Regions from separate parts of the Homo sapiens genome. Here region 2 is linked to region 1. Evidence: chromatin loops called from intact Hi-C (ENCODE). Cell type or tissue: OCI-LY7. All regions are shown on one strand. Each heading gives the region's core, and the rest is flanking DNA. Links, peaks and the distances in the headings are about the cores only.

Region 1 (10,566 bases), core at 2,737-5,236:
TACTGTAGACTTTATAAACACTGTATACTTAGGCTACACCAAATTTATAACAAAATATTGTTCTTTCTTAATAACAAATTAATCTTATATTGTAACTTTTTTACTTCATAGACTTTTTAAATTTGGCCTTTTTATAATAACACAGCTTAAAACACATATTGTACATCTATACAAAAATATATTATTTTATTATATCTTTATTCTATAAACCCTTTTCTATTTTAAAAATTTTTAATTATTTTTTTCTTTATTTGTTAAATGTTATTTTATTAAAAATGAAGACACACACACACATTAGCCTAGGCCTATACAGAGTCAGATCATCAATATGACTGTCTTCTACCTCTATATCTTGTCCCACTAGAAGATGGTCAGGAACAATAACATACTAGAAGCTAACTTGTACAACAATGTCTTCTTCTGGAATACCTCCTGAAGGACTTGCTTGAGGCTGTCTTTCAGTTAACTGTGTAGAAAGAACATACTCTAAAATAATAATAAACTATGACATACAAAACAAATGCTAGTGCACTATTACTTGAAAACAAATAAATAGTATATTAAAGATATGATAATAGGCAGTGGGGTATGTGTATGTGTGTGTGTATATCTACATCTATATACCTATATCTATCTATATATTTCCCCTAAGATCTAAAGGTAAAGTAGAGTCCACTGGGGAGACAAATGTAAAGAACATAATGTAGTCAATGGAAACTTCAGGTTCAATAAAAAATTAGAAAAGTGTAATTCTTATTGCCTATAGACACATTTACTTCTTTGATTCTCAATATCTACAAATATTTGTGAACATAGTCTTCTTCTAAATAGAGAAGGTTATGAAATAAAAGCTTACATTGGAGACATTTTCCAAACACACTTTTCAAACTGATAGTACAAACTAGCTCAAAAATATAAAACTGGACAAGAATTCTATTTCATTCTTAATATCAAAAGTCCTTTCTCACTTAAATGTAACTTACTGAAGCACTTTTCCTTGCATATATCCATGCATTCTCTCATTATGTTAAGCTTATTCCATTAAAAATATTTCAAATAAAATCAGTGATTGCTCTTTGTGAAATGTATGGGAATTAAGACATGATTTTCTAATTTTTATTATTGATAAATATTTTAACAATATTTAATTCAGAAGATATAAAATAGGTTTTAAAATTTTAATTATATTTCACTGAAAATACATTTTACCTTCATTTTTCATCAATTACTCAACCTGTATGTTTTTCTACATATCTAAGCTATCACTTTCTAATACTCTTTGTATCTTACTTAACTAAATAGACTATTACAGGTAAATTTTTAATGCTATTTCCAATCAATAGAATTGCAATGTTAATATCAAACAACTCCATTTAAAAAAATACACACACCTTTAAAACACTGTGCTCAAATATTAAATTACATTTCAACAAAAGCTTTCTGTTTCAGCTGCTTATGTTATAGGAGACTTAACTGAAAATATAGAGATGATAACTAATGTTGAGGGAAATTAGAAAACAACATTATTGTACAATATGTTATAATGTTAAATTAGTAAAAATGATGTTTCTACAGAACTGGGTTTATTAAAAAAACTAATAAATATTGGTATATAAATTTTGTTCATGTAAATTAGTACTCAAATTCACTTACTACCACAATTAACTATAATATTAATGTTAATAATTACTTCTTAGTATAAATAATACACCTAAAAAACACTGGTGAAAATATTTTAAATATTATCAAGGTTTTGCATAATTACATAAAGAGAAATGTGCCATTTTTCACACATCATTACTCCTTGAAATACAACCATATACATTTCTGGATATTTTGTTACTTTTAAATTGACAAAATTGAAGATGTTGGAAGAAAGAAAATTGCAGGCAGAAAATGGTAAACTTCTATAAACTTCTCTAAATCATGCTGTACAGATTAGATAACATATGCAGCCTCGTGAGAATTGTTCAAGTCTATTATATTCTGATTATTATAGTCAAATCATCTTATGATTCATTACAGTACAAGGAGACAGTATTTCAGCAGCTATCAGTATTTCTTTTTCCAGTAAATGGAGTTCCAAACTTGCATTATCCTACATTGGCTGTTTAGGCCTCTTCCCTGGGAATGCAGCTATAACAGGCTCTTTGAACCCAGGAGGACCCTATTGAGTAGCTTCCCTTTATCTACCATTGATTTATATTAAAAATTTTAAATCCTGTTACCTGTTTCTAAACTCTAAAGCCAACAAAACTGAAGAATAGCAATTTGTCTAAAAGAGTGTATGAAATTTAAAAAATTAAATAAAGAACATTAAAAGAAAAAGTAACTTGTCATATAAAATCATATTGTAACTCTAAAATTCAAAAGAGTGTAGTATTTGTATAGGTAGGCACATCACACGAGGAAAAGAAAACGAGGAAGGCTAAAATAGAGTCAAGAATATATAAAAACCTCAATTATGAGAAGAGAGTGAACACCAGTGGGGAAAAAGGATGTTGTATTTGTAATGAATACTGCTAATGTCTCTAAATTTCCTGATTTCTAGACATGCTGCACAGATATGATATTGGGTAGGAGCGAATTAACTTAGAAGAACCCTGCTATAGTAGAGTGGACTCACCAGCATCTCTTCATGAGCCCCATCTCCACGGCTTTCACTTTTTATGAGTGACTGTGAGAGTGGCCTGATATCAAAAAGACTGCTTGAGAACTAGGCAATCTGAGCTTAGGTGTTCATAGTTTACAAAATCAATTGTTAAAACCAGTTGCTAAAGTAACTGTGTCTGTAGACAGTTATAGCCAGTGGTGGAAGCCTGCACACTGGTGCTAAGCGAAGCACAGAATCTCCTGCTAAGCTGCAGTCAAGGCCCTCCTGTTCCAAACAGCTCATTACCAGGTAATCCAAGATATGTTATCATAGAACCATTCTTCTAAATAATGTTTATTATATTTAGAAACACAGAGGGGGAAAGGGCAAAAGCTGGGAAAAAAAACCTTGCATTGCCTGTAATTTACTTAAGTTTTAATATCTGAAATACATAAAAATTAAATAGAAAAAGGCAAATAATCTAGTAGAAATAGATTAAAAGATTAGCAGACAAATAACCTAATTCTTATTAGCAATCTTAGCAAAAAATTGGAACGATTAGGTCAACAGCAATTAAAAATGTGAAAACAAGTGTTGGCTAGGATGTGAAACAAACAAACTGCTAACAGGTACTTAAATCTGTTCAACTACCTTGAGAAACTGAAGATATACATATCCTATGACTCCGACATTTTGTACACATGCAGTGAGGGAAACAAACAAGGATACACATAGACACTTTGTATAATGCAAGCAAATAAAAACATTGCAAATATCTATCAACTATAAAATAGATAAATATTCAGGCAGTGTTCTACGTTAATGTAAGGAAATCAACGGCAGTGATATATGCTGCTATGGACAAAACTTAGGAACTCAATATTGGGAAAAAATAAGTTATAAATGATTCTTTACAGCAAAATCAATAGACAAAATGTGAAACTAAGCAAAATATTGCTTAGGGATAGAAATTTGTGGAAAACTAAAAGTAAATTTACAGGAATAATAACCACAACAATTTTGAAAATGGTTATCTCTGGAGTATAGAGGACAGAAGAATTTGACTAGAAAATGACACAGAAAACCTCAGTTTTTTAAAAGATTATAATTCACTTTACAATTTTATAAAGTGAAGTTGGTTTATAATATTTTCAGAAATAATAAATATATGTTGATGTTTTCATTGTAATTTTGTTTTATTTAATACAATTAGAACACTTTCAGCAAGATTGTACCTAGCTATAGATATATAAAAAATAAATTTTATTCTGTTATAAGTCTAAAATATTATATCACTGTTTAAATGTGATAATAAAAATGTAAAAAATGATACTGCATCAAAATTTGAAAACAAAAGTAGATAAATGGCATGTTTACAATTTTGTTTTGAAGAGTTCACCACCACACTGCAAATTGGAAAGAAAAAGTAAAGTTAAGTTACTAAACTTAGTAATTTTGTCTACATTTTATAGACATTTTCAAATAAAATAGTTTATAACCTTCCCAAATATTCATCTTTTTCATTAAGTCACTTTAGACAGACTATAAATGAAAAAATGTTAATAAAAAAATGCCATTGAATATCTGCCACCTGGTGGAAGTCAACTGGAACTATAAGAACAATTTTTTGTTAATTTTTCTTTCTGGTTATGTTTCTATATCTCCTTAAATAGAATGTTCTGCTTAAAGCAAAAGTGGGAATGAAAAGAGAGGGTGTTTTTTTTTGGTAGCTTCACAGACACTTAAAAATCATTTTGCAGAAATTATATAATCTCCCAAGTGAGGAATGTGGATAGTATAGTATAATTTCTTAAATGTATAATCAATACTGTGCTATGAAAATAGTATAAAGTTGTACAGTGAATTATATGAGAAAAATGGCTATACTCTGTTATAATTGATGCCAAAAATAAATATGTTTTCATTATTATTATTATTACTAACAGACTATAATAGTCATAAGTGTAAGACAAATGTAAATACCAAATAATTACATTTGGATACATTTCAGCCCTCACTTCAGTTCTCAAATACAGAAAAGGAAAGAAACATTGGTAAATAGAATATTATATATACAATAGTATCTCACATATTGTGATATTTGTCTTAGCCTTCATCTTTTGAGTCATCAGTTTTATTTGCACTGATAAAAGAACTTCCAGCCTGCTGATTTAGCTATGTTATTTCTTAATTTTTACTTAAACGGAACTTTATTTGTGTAGTTTTGGTCATTTATATTATGATTCTTTATATTGTTCAAAGTGAACAGTCATGTAAACATTTTTAAACACACATACACACACACACATATATATATCCATATGCATATATTCGACTTGTTGCAATATAGATAGCAAGAAAGGCCATCTATTTCTCTCAGTATTATTAGTTTTAAGGAGGAAATGAGCTAAAGTTACAAGAGTTTCCTTTTTTTTTTTATAAAACTAACTATATAAACTAGTATATAACCTAAAAAGAAATGTTCTATGGATTTTTTAACCCCAAATTAAAATTTCCTGCTTGCAAAATATATTGATTTGGGTGTCTTAAATTAATGCCTTGTTTCTACATAGACTCATTAATCTAAAGTAAAATTATAGTTCACTTAAAGATTCATAGTTTTCCTATATTAAGATAATTGACATGTATAATCTGAAGTGAAAAAAATGGGGAAATAATATTTTATTTCAAAAACATATAGGAAAAGTGATACAGACATATATTCCAGAATACCAAAGCAGTCCAACCTCTGTCTCAGCTAACTCCTCCCTTTATGCAAATTGCTGAGCAATTGGTTTGATTTGTAAAAGCAATGGCAACAAAAGCCAAAATTGACAAATGGGATCTAATTAAACTAAAGAGCTTCTGCACAGCAAAAGGAACTATCATCAGAGTGAACAGGCAGCCTACAGAATGGGAGAAAATTTTTGCAATCTGTCCATCTGACAAAGGGCTAACATCCAGAATATACAAAGAACTTAAACAAATTTACAAGAAACAAACAACCCCATCAAAAAATGTGTGAAGGATATGAACAGACACTTCTCAAAAGAAGACATTTATGCAGCCACCAAAGATATGAAAAAAAACTCATCTTCACTGGTCATTAGAGAAATGCAAATCAAAACCACAATGAGACACCATCTCATGCCTGTTAGAATGGCAATCATTAAAAAATCTGGAAACAACAGATGCTGGAGAGGATGTGGAGAAATAGGAACACTTTTACACTGTTGATGGGAGTGTAAATTAGTTCAACCATTGTGGAAGACAGTGTGGCGATTCCTCAAGGATCTAGAACTGGGAATACCATTTGACCCAGCAATCCCTTTACTGGGTATATACCCAAAGGATTATAAATCATTCTGCTATAAAGACACATGCACACCTATGTTTATTGCTACACTGTTCACAATAGCAAAGACTTGGAACCAACACAAATGTCCATCAATGATAGACTGGATAAAGAAAATGTGGCACATATACACCATGGAATACTATGCAGCCATAAAAAAGGATCAGTTCATGTTCATTGCAGGGGCATGGATGAAGCTGGAAACCATCATTCTCAGCAAACTAACACAAGAACAGAAAACCAAACACTGCATGTTCCCACTCATAAGTGGGAGTTGAACAATGAGAACACATGGGCACAGGGAAGGGAACATCACACACTGGGGCCTGTCGGGGGTTGGGAGGTAGGGAAGGGATAGCATTAGGAGAAATACCTAATGTAGATGACGGGTTGATGGGGGCAGCAAACCACCATGGCATGTGTATACCTATGTAACAAACCTGCATGTTCTGCACATGTACCCCAGAACTTAAAGTATAATAATAATAATAAACAAGACTGATTAATGATTTGTCTCTTTCTCCCTATTGTATAATTCAGTTCCTCAACAGTCTACCATTTCTAAAGAACATTAACTTTATGACATACACTGTTCACATGCACAGAGTAGATTTCTATTAGTGTGTTAGTCTGTTCTCACGCTGCTATAAAGATACTACCTGAGACTGGGTAACTTAAAGAAAATAGGTTTGGTCCACAGTTAGGCATGACTGAGGAAGTCTCAGGAAACTTACCATCATGGTGGAAAGTGAAGGGAAAGCAAGGCACACCTTACATGGTGGCGGGAGGGAGAGAGCAAGGAAGTACCACACTGTAAAACCATCAGCTCTCATGAGAACTCACTCATTATCATGAGAAGATCATGGGGGGACCACCCCCATGATCCAACCACCTCCCATAAGGTCCCTCCCTCAACACATGGGGATTGAAATTCAAGATGAGATTTGGGTGAGGACATAGCGCTAAACTGTATCATTCCACCCCTGACCCCTACCAAATCTCATGTCCTTCTCACATTTCAAAGCTAATCATCCCTTCCCAACAGTTCCCAAAATTTTAATTCATTCCAGCATTAACTCAAAAGTCCATAATCCAAAGTTTCATCTGAGACAAAGTCCCTTCCACCTATGAACCTGTATATCAAAAGCAAGTTAGTTACTTCCAAGAAAAAATGGCAGCACAGGAATTAGGTAAATGTTTCCATTCCAAATGGGAGAAATTGGCCAAAACAAAGGGGTCATAGACCCCATGTAAGTCTAAAACCTGGCTAGGTAGTCACTAAATCTTAAAGCTCCAAAATGATGTCCTCTTTGACTCCATGTCTCACATCCAGGATGTGCTGATGCAAAGGGTGGACTCCTATGGCCTTGGGGAGCTCTTCACCTGTGGCTTTGCATGGTACAGCCCTAGCTGCTGCTTTCACAGGCTGGCATTGAGTGCCTGTGGCTTTTCCAGGCACCCGATGCAAGCTGTCTGTGGATCTAACTTTCTGGGGTCTGGAGAATGGTAGTCCTCTTCTCACAGCTCCACTAGGCAGTACCCCCGTGGGTACTCTGTATGGGGGCTTTAACCCCACATTTCCCTTCCCCAGTGCCCTAGCAGAGATTCTGCCCCTGCAGCAAAATTCTGCCTGGACATCCAGGTGTTTTCATAGGCAGAGGTTTCTAAAACTTAACTCTTATATTCTGTACACCTGCAGGCCAAATACAATGTGGAAGCCACCAAGGCTTGTGGCTTGCACCCTCTGAAGCAATGGCTTGAGCTGCACTTTAGCCACTTTTAGCCATGGAGTGGCTGGGATGCAGGGCACCAAGTCTCAAGGCTGCACACACCAGCAGGGCCCAAGGCCGCACCCACAATACCATTTTATCTTCCTAGGCCTCTGGGCCTGTGATGGGAGGGCCTACCTTGAAGATCTCTGGCATGCCCTTGTGACTTTGTCCATTGTCTTGGGGATTAACACTTGGCCTCTCTTTACTTATGCAAATTTCTGAAGTCAGCTTGAATTACTCCTCAGAAAGTGGGTTTTTCTTTTCTACCACATGGTCAGGCTGCAAAATTTCCAAACTTTTATGCTCTGCTTCCCTTTTAAACACAATTTCCAATTTCGAAACTTCTGTTTGTAAGTGCATATAACTATAAGCTTTCAGGAAAAAAACAGCTCATATCCTGAATGCTTTGCTGCTTAGAAGTTTCTTCTGCTGGATCCCCTAAATCATCTCTCTCAAGTTCAAAGTTCCACAGATATCTAAGGCAGGGGGAAAATTCTGTCAGTCTCTTTACTAAAGTATAGCAAGAGTGACCTTTGCTCCAGTTCCCAATGAGTTTCTCATCTCCACCAGAGGCCACCTCATTCTGGAATTCAGTTTCCATATCACTATCAGAATTTTGGTTAAAACCATTCAACACATCTCTAGGAAGTTCCAGACTTTCCCACATCTTCCTGTCTTCTAAGTCCTTCAAACTGTTCTGAACTTTTCCCATTACCCAGCTCCAAATTTGCTTCTACATTTTCAGGATATCTTTGTATTATTGACCCACCCCTGGTACCAATTCTCTGTTATTGTCCATTATCACACTGCTATAAAGATACTACCTGAGATTAGGCAATTTATAAAGAGAGGTTTAATTTACTCACAGTTCTGCATGGCTGGGGAAGCCTCAGCAAACTTAAAATCATGGTGGAAGGTGAAGGGAAAGCAAGGCACATCTGACATGATGGCAGAAGAAAGAGAGTGAGGAAGTGCCTCTTTAAACTGTTACATCTCATGAGAACTCATTCACTATCATGAGAACAGCATGGGGGAATCTACTCCATGATCCAATAACCTCCAGTCAGGTCCCTCTCTCGACATGTGGGGATTATAATTTGAGATGAGATTTGGGTAAGGACACAGAGTCAAGCCATATTATTTAGTCATTTGAGCAATGCCCATGAAAATAACGTAGATTGTCAGGTCTTTTATATAGTACAGTATCTGCTGTGTCGATCTTGGGAATAGCCCCATGAGGAAAGTTTAAATTGTCTCTACTTTTCATGCTTTAGACATGAGTTTTGATTTAGATATTATCTAAGTGTGGAGTCCTAACTAGAGAAAAGAAATCAGGCTAGTAGGAGAAGGAGAAAGCAAAAAGAAGAGCAGATAACCTCTAAGTCTATATTTCTTCATGGTCCAGAACACCTCGCCTTCCTGTGCAAGTAACTCACAACCTTCCTAGGTCTGACTTATCACCAGATTCTTGGCTGATAGAAAAATGCAAGTTTGCTCACTATAACTTTGGCATTATTAGTACTGCGTGCAGCCCTCTCCAGCACATACCACAAGCCTCATCCTATAGAGTCCCCTGCAAGCCTTTGTCTCCTTGCAGTCAGCTTCCCTCTTGCTGACTTGCCTATTGCACCCATGCAACATACTTTTCTACTTTCTATAATAAGTTTGCCTTATTTTCCTACAACTGTCTTGGTAAATTTGTTTTACTACCCACATGACACTGGCCCCAGACAGTCAGCACCTGTGACAGTAAGGCTTCAAACTGCACAGTGTTCCTTTGTTCAAAGTGCCCACAAATGATGTTAACGAGATAAAGAAAGCTCCCTAGATCAAGGTTAATTTTTTCAAAGTGAACAGACACATAAATGTTTCTCTAATCCCTATTCTGGACATATACCTTCTTCCTCAGACCAACTAACCTGTTGGCCTGTGTATTTCAAACTCTCGCATTCAGCAGTTAATCTATTACAAGTCTCATTATTGGCGGGGGAGATATTTTTATTATTATTTTATAATCAGAGTTAATTATATTGCCTGAACATAGCTAATGATCAAAATGGGATGTATTTGTATTATGTCCCTTTGAAAGAACTGTTCACTTATTCTTAGATCAAGTTAGGCCTAGGGTCTTTGATGACATTTCTTAATTCAGTGAAAGCACAAATTCCTTCTGTCATCCTTGTCTTAGCAAGATTGCTTATTTGAAATATTTCTTCTCTTAAGAAAACATTAGCACACACTCTGTGCTTAATAATAAACAAATTATACTCAAAAGTCTTTTTATAATCTGCATTTTTTTGAGACAAGGTCTTGCTCTATCACTCAGGCTGAAGTGCAGTAGCCCAATCATAGTTCACTGCCACCTCCAACTCCAGGGCTCAAGTGATCCTCCTGCCTCAGCCTCCTGAGTAGCTGGTACTACAGGTGCATGCCACCATGCCTGGCTATTTTGTGTGTTTGTGTGTAGAGATGGCATCTTTTGATATTGCCCAGACTGGTCTTGAACTCCTGGGGTCAATCAATTCTCCTCCCTCAGCCTCCCAAAGGGGTAAGATTACAGGCATGAGCAACAGCACCTGGCCAATATGAACTTTCTTAATCCAACTATGTACATTTATGTAATAAAACCATGTACATTAAAAATTATAGCTTCATTTATAGGTACAGTCAATCAGCATGAGTTTTGTATATAATTTTGATTTCTCTATTGATATTTTAACCATTTTAAAGTTATCTTCTTAATTTTAGTTCCTGGAAATACAGATTATACTATGCATTTTATTTTAGTACTATCTACCTCATAATTGTACTAATATTTCTGGTAAATTACAGATACTCTGTGTCTA
Region 2 (10,566 bases), core at 4,593-7,092, 350 kb before region 1:
ACAGTTTTAAATATATGCCTATAACTGAATAACCTAATTTACACAAAGATGTTTGTCTAAGAGACACCAAACTATGTAAGATAAAAATGAAATCAAATATATATACGTGTGTGTATGCAGACATAGCCATATATAAAAATTTATGTCTATAAATAGTTATAGATAATAATAGATTATATACCTACATACATAAAACATTTAGTTTAATTTACATATAAATAGACATTTACATACATTTGTAGTGGGAGAGGGTATGTGTATGTGTACATATTGCCTTAGTATTTGTATGTTTTGAAATTTCAAACAAGTAATAATAAAGTAAATATGTTATTAAACTATATTTAGTTAGGAGAATAAAATAAACACAAACCAATATGCTGTTTCAAATTTTATTTCACAAGGAGTAAAAGAGGTTACTTCTGTTACATCAAACATAAGATAATGTCTTTTACAGGCTCAGATTGAAATAATAAAGTGGAAACATATTAGGTAATTCAACCAATACCTTGCTGATTTTTCAATATCTTTTAATACTATCATTATTGAATTAAATATCGACTATCAGATAATATAGTTATCTGATATACAGTTATATTGGTGGGACTGTAAACTAGTTCAACCATTGTGGAAGACAGTGTGGCGATTCCTCAGGGATCTAGAACTAGAAATACCATTTGACCCAGCCATCCCATTACTGGGTATATACCTAAAGGATTATAAATCACGCTGCTATAAAGATACATGTACACGTATGTTTATTGTGGCACTACTCACAATAGCAAAGACTTGGAACCAACCCAAATGTCCATCAATGATAGACTGGATTGAGAAAATGTGACACATATACACCATGGAATACTATGCAGCCATAAAAAATGATGAGTTCATGTCCTTTGTAGGGACATGGATGAAACTGGAAACCATCATTCTCAGCAAACTATCACAAGATAAAAGATTTAGCAACTTATTCTTTGATTCTACTCATCTTCATCTTTTGTTTTTTATATTTTAATTGAAGGATGCCTAGTTCTAGAGAGGGTCTGAATTTAAAAATTTTTAACTTGTAGTTTAAAAAATTATGAAAAAATATTGAAGAGTTTTATAAGTATTGGTTCGTGCTTTCAATGATTTCTATCTATTTTTATCAAAGAATGAATTGAAATATAACTTCAAATGTAAAGCAACATAATTAAGCAATAATTAAAATTATTTGCAAATGATATGTGAAGTTAAGCAGAACATCAGAATACTAGTTAATGGAAATTTCTCTTTTCCTGAGAAACATATAAAAATGTTAGCCTATATACTTTGAGTTTAAGATGTTCAAACACAAAACAAACTTCACTGTGTTTTTTGATATAAATTACAGATATGTGCTTTCTTTAATGAAGAATTGTGCATTTTTTGGTTTATTCTGAGTATGCAAATTTGACTTATAAAAAAATAATGCAAACAATTTTAAAAATATTTTTTCAACTTACACAAACTTTTTGAAGTTATACAACTTGTTTAACTATTATGGTATTGATATAGTTTGGGTCAGTGTGCCTGCCCAAATGTCATGTCAAATTGTAATCCCCAGTGTTGGAAGTGGGACCTGGTGGGAGGTGATTGGATCATGGTGGTGGCTTTACCTTTTGGTGCTGTTTTCATGGTAATGAATGAGTCATCCTGAGATCTGGTTGTTTAAAAGTGTGTAACACCTCCCCTCTCTGTCTCTTCCTCCTGCTCCAGCCATGTAAACTGTGCCTTCTTCCCCTTGGCCTTCCACTATAACTGTACATTTCCTGAGGCCTCCCCAGGCATGCTTCCTATAGAGTCTGCAGAATGGTGAGTGGATTAAGCATCCTTTTTTTAAATAAATTACCCAGTCTCAATTATTTCTTTTTAGCAGTGTGACAACAAACTAATGCAGGTACATAACAAAACTTTGTAGGAAGGAGAATTATCATTCAATAATTGTTGATTCAGGTACTCAGAAAAATAAAACAAATTGTAATTATTAGCTATTAAAATAATCTACCATTCTTTAATATTTAACCATTCCATATAGTTTTTATCTGTAAATAGTAAACTGTAGTCCATATAAACTTATTAAGCATTTTATTACTAATGTACAACCCAAACTGATAAATCTACTTTATTATGGTGTATGTGTATATATATACAAAAATTTAAAATAAGTGGGAATTTTTTAGTCCCAACATTTAGGTGAGTGTGTTTTTGTTTTTTGTGTGAGTTTCTTTTCTGTGTGTGTGTGTGTGTGTGTGTGTTGTTGTTGTTGTTTTGTGTTTGTTTTTGCTTATTAATTGAGTATTTCATTAACCAATCAAGTTAATCAACTTGACTCTAAGATGGTAAGATGCACTATAAATGTGAGAAGCACATTCATTGTTAATAAGATGTTCTCAATTAATTAGAAAGTATACTGAGTGTTACTACATACTTTACTATTACTAAAACTTCTAAATATCTATTGCTTCATAAAGAAAATAAAACTTGCCATGTGTGCTGGCTCATGCTTATAATTCTAGCACTTTGGGAGGTGAAGGCAGGAGGATTACTTGAAGCCAGGTGTTTAAGACTAGCCTGGGCAACATGGCAAAGTGCTGACTTAAAAAAAAAAAATCAAATCTGCTGAGAATGGTGGCACACACCTGTAGTCCTAGGTAATTGGGAAGCTGAGGCTGGGGCATTACTTGAGCCCAAGAGTTTGAGGCTACAGTGAGCTAGGATTGTGCCACTGCACTCCATCCTGGGTGACAGAGCAAGATCTTATCTCTAATTAAAAGAAGATAAAACTTTCCCCTTGCTAAACTAGGCATAAAATGAAGTGTTACATGTTGATATTTTAAAAGTAGCTTAAAATATGACTGAGAGATAATCATGAATTTCATATTTTGGAAAAAATAAGACAGAAGAGAAAGGAAATAATTTGGTTTGAGATAAGTAGCTAAGATAATAGGAACAAACTGCAAGACCATAAAACTTTTCCAACAAGGCTAAAATAATGCACTATTTAAAAAGTATTTACTTTTCCAAGGACCTTTATGTTCTTTTATGCAATCTTCTCAGTCTTTTTTGCAAACCTTCTCAAAGCCATGCAACAGACTGGAGAAAAGGCAGCAAAATACAATAAACTTCCTCTGACCTTCAGAAGTTTAGTAAAGTTGAGTAATTAGGAAAAGATGAGATGAAACAACAATTTCTCATGATCACTATTTGTAAACCAGTCTGCACTTCAACAGTCTGCAACTACTGACAAAATATTAGGTTAAAATAGGCAGAATTAACTGATAGTGATAATTTAAAAGTGCTACAATTGGTAAATTTAAATATCTAATGTGAAATATCTAATGTTTGAAATGTTGTGACATGCAAAAGCTATATTTAAATAACTTATTAAAACAAACAAATACATATTTATGATAGGAAATTATAAAATAAACAAGAAAAAAATCATCCAAAATCTAATCGCTCATAAGATTTGTGTAGTTATGTATGTTCAAAATACTTTATACATATATAATTTACATATCTAAATCTTTCTATGTACATGGTAAAAATAAAATCATAATGTATAAATGATTTACTAATACTGTTGAATGTATATATAATAATGTATTTAAAATATTTACATGTTGCCATTGTAAACATAAAGGTTTGTATATAGTTCAAATTGAACTTAAATTGCCTTTGGCAATGTGAGTAGACAATTGTTTTTCTTTGTTTCTCTAATTTATTCATTTCTAGATTTAATTTTACAATCCACCAGTGACATTCTGTGGAAAATATTTTCATGAGTCTTTACTGGCAGACTGATGGAAATACTAAACACTTTAATAAATATTACACGTTTCATTGTAGAATGAAATATTAGCTGATGATCAATACAAACCAAGGAAATGAAATTAAATGCAATAGACACTTATGCATTAAAATACTTTCTAAAAATCATAAAATATAGATAAACTAATGCAAAACATATGATCATTTGGTTATAAATGGTTATTTGTTTACATTTTATACAGATGGTTCCCAAACTTGGATGCATATTATAACTATGTGGGGAGTCTTAAAAACTACTGATGCCTAGCCTGAACCTAGAGATTCTAATGGACTTGGTCTGGGGTATAATCTGTGTATATGAATTTTTTAAATGTTCCTTGATGTTTTCAATGTGGAGCCAGTGTAAAGAGCTGCTGAGTAGCATCTCCAGGGACGTTAAGAAATTTAACTTTTCAGTCTAATGTCAGTTTACAGCAATATTCCTCATGTGTCCAGATATTAAATTAAAAGTATAGTTTTCCTATAAATCCCTCTGTATTTTCACTAGTATTTTTCAACTGATAGACATTTAACATATTATTTGTATATGTATAGTCAGGTAATAAATTGTATCTTTTTAAAACTCATATGTAATGATATGCAAGTGCCTAAATTTCAATTTAACTTAAAATGACTCTGACTTTAAATAGTCTCTTGTATTTTAAATCCTAAACTTGCTTTCCCTTCATAGATGCAAAAGAGCCCTGGGGAATTTAAAGATGATTTCTTCAAATTCACATACACAAGTAGACCTATATGGAACATACACAAATAGACTTATATGGAATCTCTTTAATAAGGGCAAGTTATGACTTATTTGTGTTAAATTTTGAGTATTGTATCTTTATCTAGATTATGGAAAACATATTATCCACACATAGACACATGCATACACACTCACACATAAACATATGTATGTGTATAAAGGCATTAGCGGAAAATGTACGTTCATACTAAATAGGCAAAAGTATTTATGGGAGCATTTTATTTTTATCAGTAAGATAGTTTTTATTCAGTGAATACTTTATATAAACCTGATGCTTTTCTGTGAAGCATTTCTTTTAGCTCTAAAAGGAATGATATTATAAATGCTGAATAAAAAATGATATTTGGGGGTATTGTGTTTTAATATCATTATACCATATACATATTAGTTCTAAAAACAAATGCTTTCAAATATCCAATGTTTAACCATGCTAAAAATGATATCTCAACTGTTGCTACCAAATTTTTCTACTTTAGTATTTTCCATTAAAAGGAAAAAATGTATATTTTCTGTAAATAAAAGCTTGTTTAAGGCCAAAGAATTTTATTATCAACCTAAAATATACTGCAAGAAGGTCTTAAATATTATAAATAGCATTAATACTTTTTTTCTGTTGTTTGGTGGCATATGTTTGGCAAAGAGCGGTAGTAAAAGACTTTGAAGTGGGAATCTCCGTTTTCAGAGAGGAACTTTCGCAGGTGTTGAAGCTGTATGGGCCTCAGATGTTCTTAAAGATCTAAGACAACAGAATTTCTCTCCAAACCATTAAAGTTTGAAGAGCAACTGAACAGATGTTCATTGTTTCATTTAATATTTCAGACAGCTGCATAATGGCACTGTGTTGTGGTTTTTTTTTTTCACTCTTTAAGAACATTTAAAAACTAAACTTGGTTTAAGGTCACTTCTGATGACAGTTTGAACTGGTCTGACAGCTGTTTAAATGTTTTTGACATCTGCCTGGGAAGATGGACTTCCTGTCTTTCCTCTGCCTGAATTGATGCTACATGTTTTTTAAAAATAACTTTTGTTCTTTAACAAAGTCAAAAAATACATAAAGTAATATTTTAAAAGGTTGTATATTTGAGATGCATATATCTGTGTATATTCATTGCATCTGTAATTCACCACCCCCACACAAGACATATAACTCTTTCTCCCAGAAGTGACATAATATAAATGTCTCACATGTAATTAAAATTAAAAGAGTTTACTTCATTCATACTTTATGAGCAATAAAACATTATTGCTTATTAAAAAAAGAATTCCCAAATGTTTAGTGTCATTTCCCTGAAAGGTACAGCAGATGGCAGGCACAGGTATATTAAATGTAATCTCCGTAATAACCTTAAATATACTTGCAATTATTTGAGATTAGTCTGGGTATTTGCATGAAAGCACTGTGGGACACCCAGATTTGGTCTGGCTGAACTTTGCTTTTCCCCAAGGCTTATAGGTTTTGTTCAGGGAACTTAACGATTTCTTGGGTATGTTCAAATCCCCTGCATACCTGAGTGGGGAAACCTCTTGAGGTGTATATTTTATACCATATGACAGACAGGAAAGAAAAATCTGAGTGTTTTGAGTTCTTAACCTGATCTAAGGGAGCATCAGTACTGTGTTTGTCCTCTTTGGCCTCAGAGAAAGCAAAAAGAGTGAAAAAGCTAAATACGACAAAATGTGATGTAGCTAAGATATGCTTCTACAGTGTTGCTTCGAAGAGGTTGGAACTATATTCTTTTCAAGCTGTGCTTGACTGTAGCAACAGAGCTCAAAAAAGAACTACCATAAACAGCCTACTATTCATAGTGGTGAGGGTAAAAATAAATTAGCTGGCTTCTAAAAACCCAAGAACTATATGGATAAATTTTAACTGAAACTGTGCCCTTTTAGAAACTACCACTTGGTATACATATCTCAACACTAAGTTGTACATGATAAGTACTTACAATTTCATCTGTCAATTAAAACAACAATAATAATAAAACTACCACTAGCAAACAAAATAGATGAAAAAGCATAAATTTCTGTCACACTAAAATAGTTACTGGGATCTACTGTCATTCAAAATATATTACACTAAAAAGAAGACAGACATAATGTAAAAAAGCCAGACATAGTTTTATTATATTAATAGTTATTACCATCACAGTTTATGTCTCATTGCCTCTATTCTATAGAGAGAGTATCTAAATCTTCATTATTTTATTGAACCCATCTGAAGATCTCATGGATAGCAAGTCAAAGGGGATTCAAGTTCATATTTGGCTAATTCCAAAGAATATTTTCTTTCCACTATATTTTCTTACTTTCCTTAATATCAATACCTCATTGTTTAGCAGTCATTGCACTAATTAAGATTTTGTCATATTTTATTTATTGAGTAAAGTTCATTTTCAAAGTAAAAAGCACCAAATCTTATACAGGTTACACATGTAAAGAACCATAAGAACAATGTAGTCTAAATCATCCAATTTATGAGTGAACAAATTAAAGTCCAAGCCATATAATTAGTTGCAGTTAAAGAGGGAAAAGGTTAGTGTTTGTTTTTTTCAATATGATACATTTGTGAAATGTTAGAGAGTAAAATAAAACTCTAAGAAAAGTCACTCAGACTGAGAATTTAACAGGTTATATTGAAGTTCTCCATGTTTGGGAGGTCATTATAATTCTTAACAGTCTCACTTTTACAGTCAAGTCACAGTGATGACTCAATTTCTCTAGTTTTTGTATTAAGAAGAATTTGTTTTAAATAAAAGTTGTTTTCTTTCTTTGTTTTTCTTTTTTTAAAAAAACACCAAAAAAGGATGAATAAAATATTTTAAAAGTTTATTTTATTTATATTTAGCAATTATTTATTTAGCAACTAAAATGTGCCAAGTCCAATTCTTAGAGCTATGAATAAAAAGAAAAAGGATAACAGACAACTTTCCTATTCTTAAAGGACAGTTAAGAATGTTGCATGAGATAACAACTTAAGTAAACAAAACTAATTTAGCTTGTTTATATCGGCTATCAGATCAAACCAAATTTCATCTTCTTAAACAATATGATGAGTTTTAGATCATTTTGTTAATACATATTATAAATTCTGTTTATTTATTTATTTAGAGACAATCTCACTCTGTCACCCAGGCTGGAGTGCAGTGGCATGATCTCAGCTCACTGCAACCTCCACCTCCTGGGTTCAAGTGATTCTCATGCCTCAGCCACCCAAGTAGCTGGAATTACAGGTGTGTACCACCAAGCTCGGCTAATTTTTGTATTTTTAGTGGAGACGGGGTTTCACCATGTTGGCCAGGCTGGTCTTGAACACCTGACCAAGTGATCCACCTGCCTCGGCCTCCCAAAGTGCTGGGATTACAGGCATGAGCCACCACTACCGGCCTATAAGTTCTCAATAAAATAATAGGTAATCATGTCAGGCATTAGACCTGTGTTATATATTGGGTTCAAACACATTTTATGCTTTTTTTTTCCTGCTATGAGTTTTTAAATTATTTTACTTGTAAATACACACTATGTATCTCCAAAAAAGGGATAGTCCCTATAGCAGCTTCATGCAAATCAGAAAGATGTGCCCTGGTAGCTTGACAACTTGGTCTTAATCAAGAGGAGCATTTCAGCGCCCTGAGTCCAGAGGTTCTGGCTCTTCACACAAGTGCAGCCATGCTCTGGTCTACTCCCACATACATCAGGTATCGGGTCTGTCATTGATGCCTCTGGCAACAGAAACAATCCAAGCTTTCCCAATCTTAAGCTGAAGAAAAGGTATCTGGTTTGATATTAGCCAAAGGGAAATAAACACGACGTCTGATGTGACAAACTGGCAAAGAAAATGACCACAGCAGACAGTACATCAGCAGCATGGTCAAGACAGATGTATATGTCGGTTCCATTGAATGAATGCTTCCATGAAGCATTACTCTCAAGGGAGAAGTGTACTCTCAAGGATACTCAGGGTCTTGTGAGAAGGTGTTGGTTTATATAGGAGGGGGTTGCTCCTCTGTTGCTCTCTCCAGGAGGCCTGGAATCTCTCACCTGCCCATGCCAGATAATGTGCTGTTATATAGCTATGGAGTATACTGTGCTTTTTAACTGAGAACTTTTTGCATTGAACAACCTGAATAGCTATAATGGATATAATATAATGCTTCATAAACTCACCTAACTATATAAATTCTTCCTCCTCCAAAAAAACATTTTTGGGAGACTTCTACAGAGGTCAGTAAAATAGTTCAATATATTAATGTTTGTATTAAATTGGTATATTAAATTATATTAAATAAGTATACTAAATTCAGCTAATTTTAAAAGCACTTGATTTAATTGTTAAAGGTTAATTCAAACAGTGCAAATTAAAATTGGAAAAATCTACTAGTATGTACATACAAAGAAATAAAATTGTTAAAAATTATGCTGGAAACCGGAGTTACTATATAATCCAATCTACAATAATTTTTATGTACAACTTTTACAGTATTTAGTAGATATTTAAGTTACAGAGAGAAGTGATAATAGAACTGTTACCTTCAGTCAGAACATAGGACACTTTAATGTTATTTTGAGGACAATAGAATTCTATATATCACTGATAAAATTGACAATTTTTATAAATTAGCAAATTGTTCCCACATACCTCATATTTCAATATTGACATATTTCATTTGGTCGCTGTTTATTTTTGAAACAATATCAGAAGATATATTTTTAATCTTAGGAAACATTGTGTCAAAATCATGATATAAATGAATGTATTTTATTCATTGTTTAATACAAATCAGTTTGAAAAAAAAGACACAAATTATCAGCATCAGGATTAAAAGAGGTGGTATCAGTAAACCAGGCACTATCACCAATACAGTACAGACATTAAAGGATAAAAAAATACTGTAATTGGATTCATATAATAAATTTGAAAACAGATGAACTGGAGCCATTCCTTAAAGACAAATTACCAAAATCACTCAGAACAAGATATATAACCTGAACAGCCATGTATCTATTTAGAAATATTAAATTTGCAGTTTAAAAGCTTCCAAAAAAACCCTTTGGTTTTAGATGGTTCCACTGGTGACTTCTACTGGTTATTTAAGGGAAAAATGCTACTAACTCTTGGTAATTTCTTACAGAAAATAAAAGATGAACAAAACTTCCTTTAAGAAACACACATTTTATGAGACCAGTATTATACTCATGTCAAAACAAAAGATAATAAGAGGAAATAAAACTACAGTCCAACATTTCTCCAGAGCATAGATACAAAAATCTTCAGTAAAGTATTAGAAAATTGAATCCAGTAATATCTACCTATCTATATCTATATCCATATGTTTATCTATCTAAAGTGAGCAAACTTTTTAAAAATTCAGTATCTATGAATGTTGAAATAATCTAAGAAGCAAAATATTTTTCTCAGTTTGATACAGAACATCTAGAATAGGCATAGAGCTAACATGACATTTAGTGAAGATGATTCCGTGTTCTCCCCTTAGGGTGGGAAACTAAGCAATAAATTTGTGTCTATTGATATGATTACGGTTTTTTTATTATGTCTATTAATAAGGTGAATTTTATTGCTGGATTTTTGAGTGTGGATACAACCTTGCATTTCTTGAAAAATCTACTTGGTCCTGATGTATATTTGTGTGTGTGTGTGTGTGCATGGGTGTGTGTGTATGTGTAGGGGAGAGACAGAGACAGAGTGTGTGAGAGATGGATTTGATTTTCTAATACTTTCTTGAGAATGTCTGTGTTTACGTACAAGAGAGATGTTGGTTTTGTTTAGTGGTTTTGTTCTCTCAACACTTCTATTTTTTAGCAGCTCCTTGTGCTTCTTTATTTTCATTTTTTATTATTTTTGCTTATATTTGTGTATTCATAATAATCACCTCACCTGTTTTATATTATACTGGAAGTTTTAGAAATTATAACAAGGCAAGAGAAAGAAATACAATACATTCAGATTAGTGAGA

Evidence for each region. Hi-C counts contacts between places; a loop is a spot of excess contacts. Peaks named below come from ENCODE experiments on the same cell type or tissue, not always from the same donor. Only the 100,000 strongest peaks of a DNase experiment are listed, where the experiment ranks them.
Region 2: it touches region 1 in a loop (3-fold over the local background); 2 of 110 quality-filtered maps call a loop at or near these places.

Annotation. Positions count from the first base shown.
Region 1 is chr4:132,610,714-132,621,279 of GRCh38, forward strand. The region is part of intron 1 of LINC01256 (long intergenic non-protein coding RNA 1256); the gene reads left to right. Among named protein-coding and RNA genes, the nearest start is that of LINC01256, 25 kb to the left of the region's middle. In OCI-LY7, for the core only: a CTCF peak has its summit at 4,169; a DNase peak (open chromatin) is centred at 4,188.
Region 2 is chr4:132,261,187-132,271,752 of GRCh38, forward strand. No RefSeq gene overlaps it. Among named protein-coding and RNA genes, the nearest start is that of LINC01256, 320 kb to the right of the region's middle. In OCI-LY7, for the core only: a CTCF peak has its summit at 5,886 (motif pointing right); DNase peaks (open chromatin) are centred at 5,385 and 6,035; H3K4me3 peaks cover 1,928 bases; H3K27ac peaks cover 2,500 bases.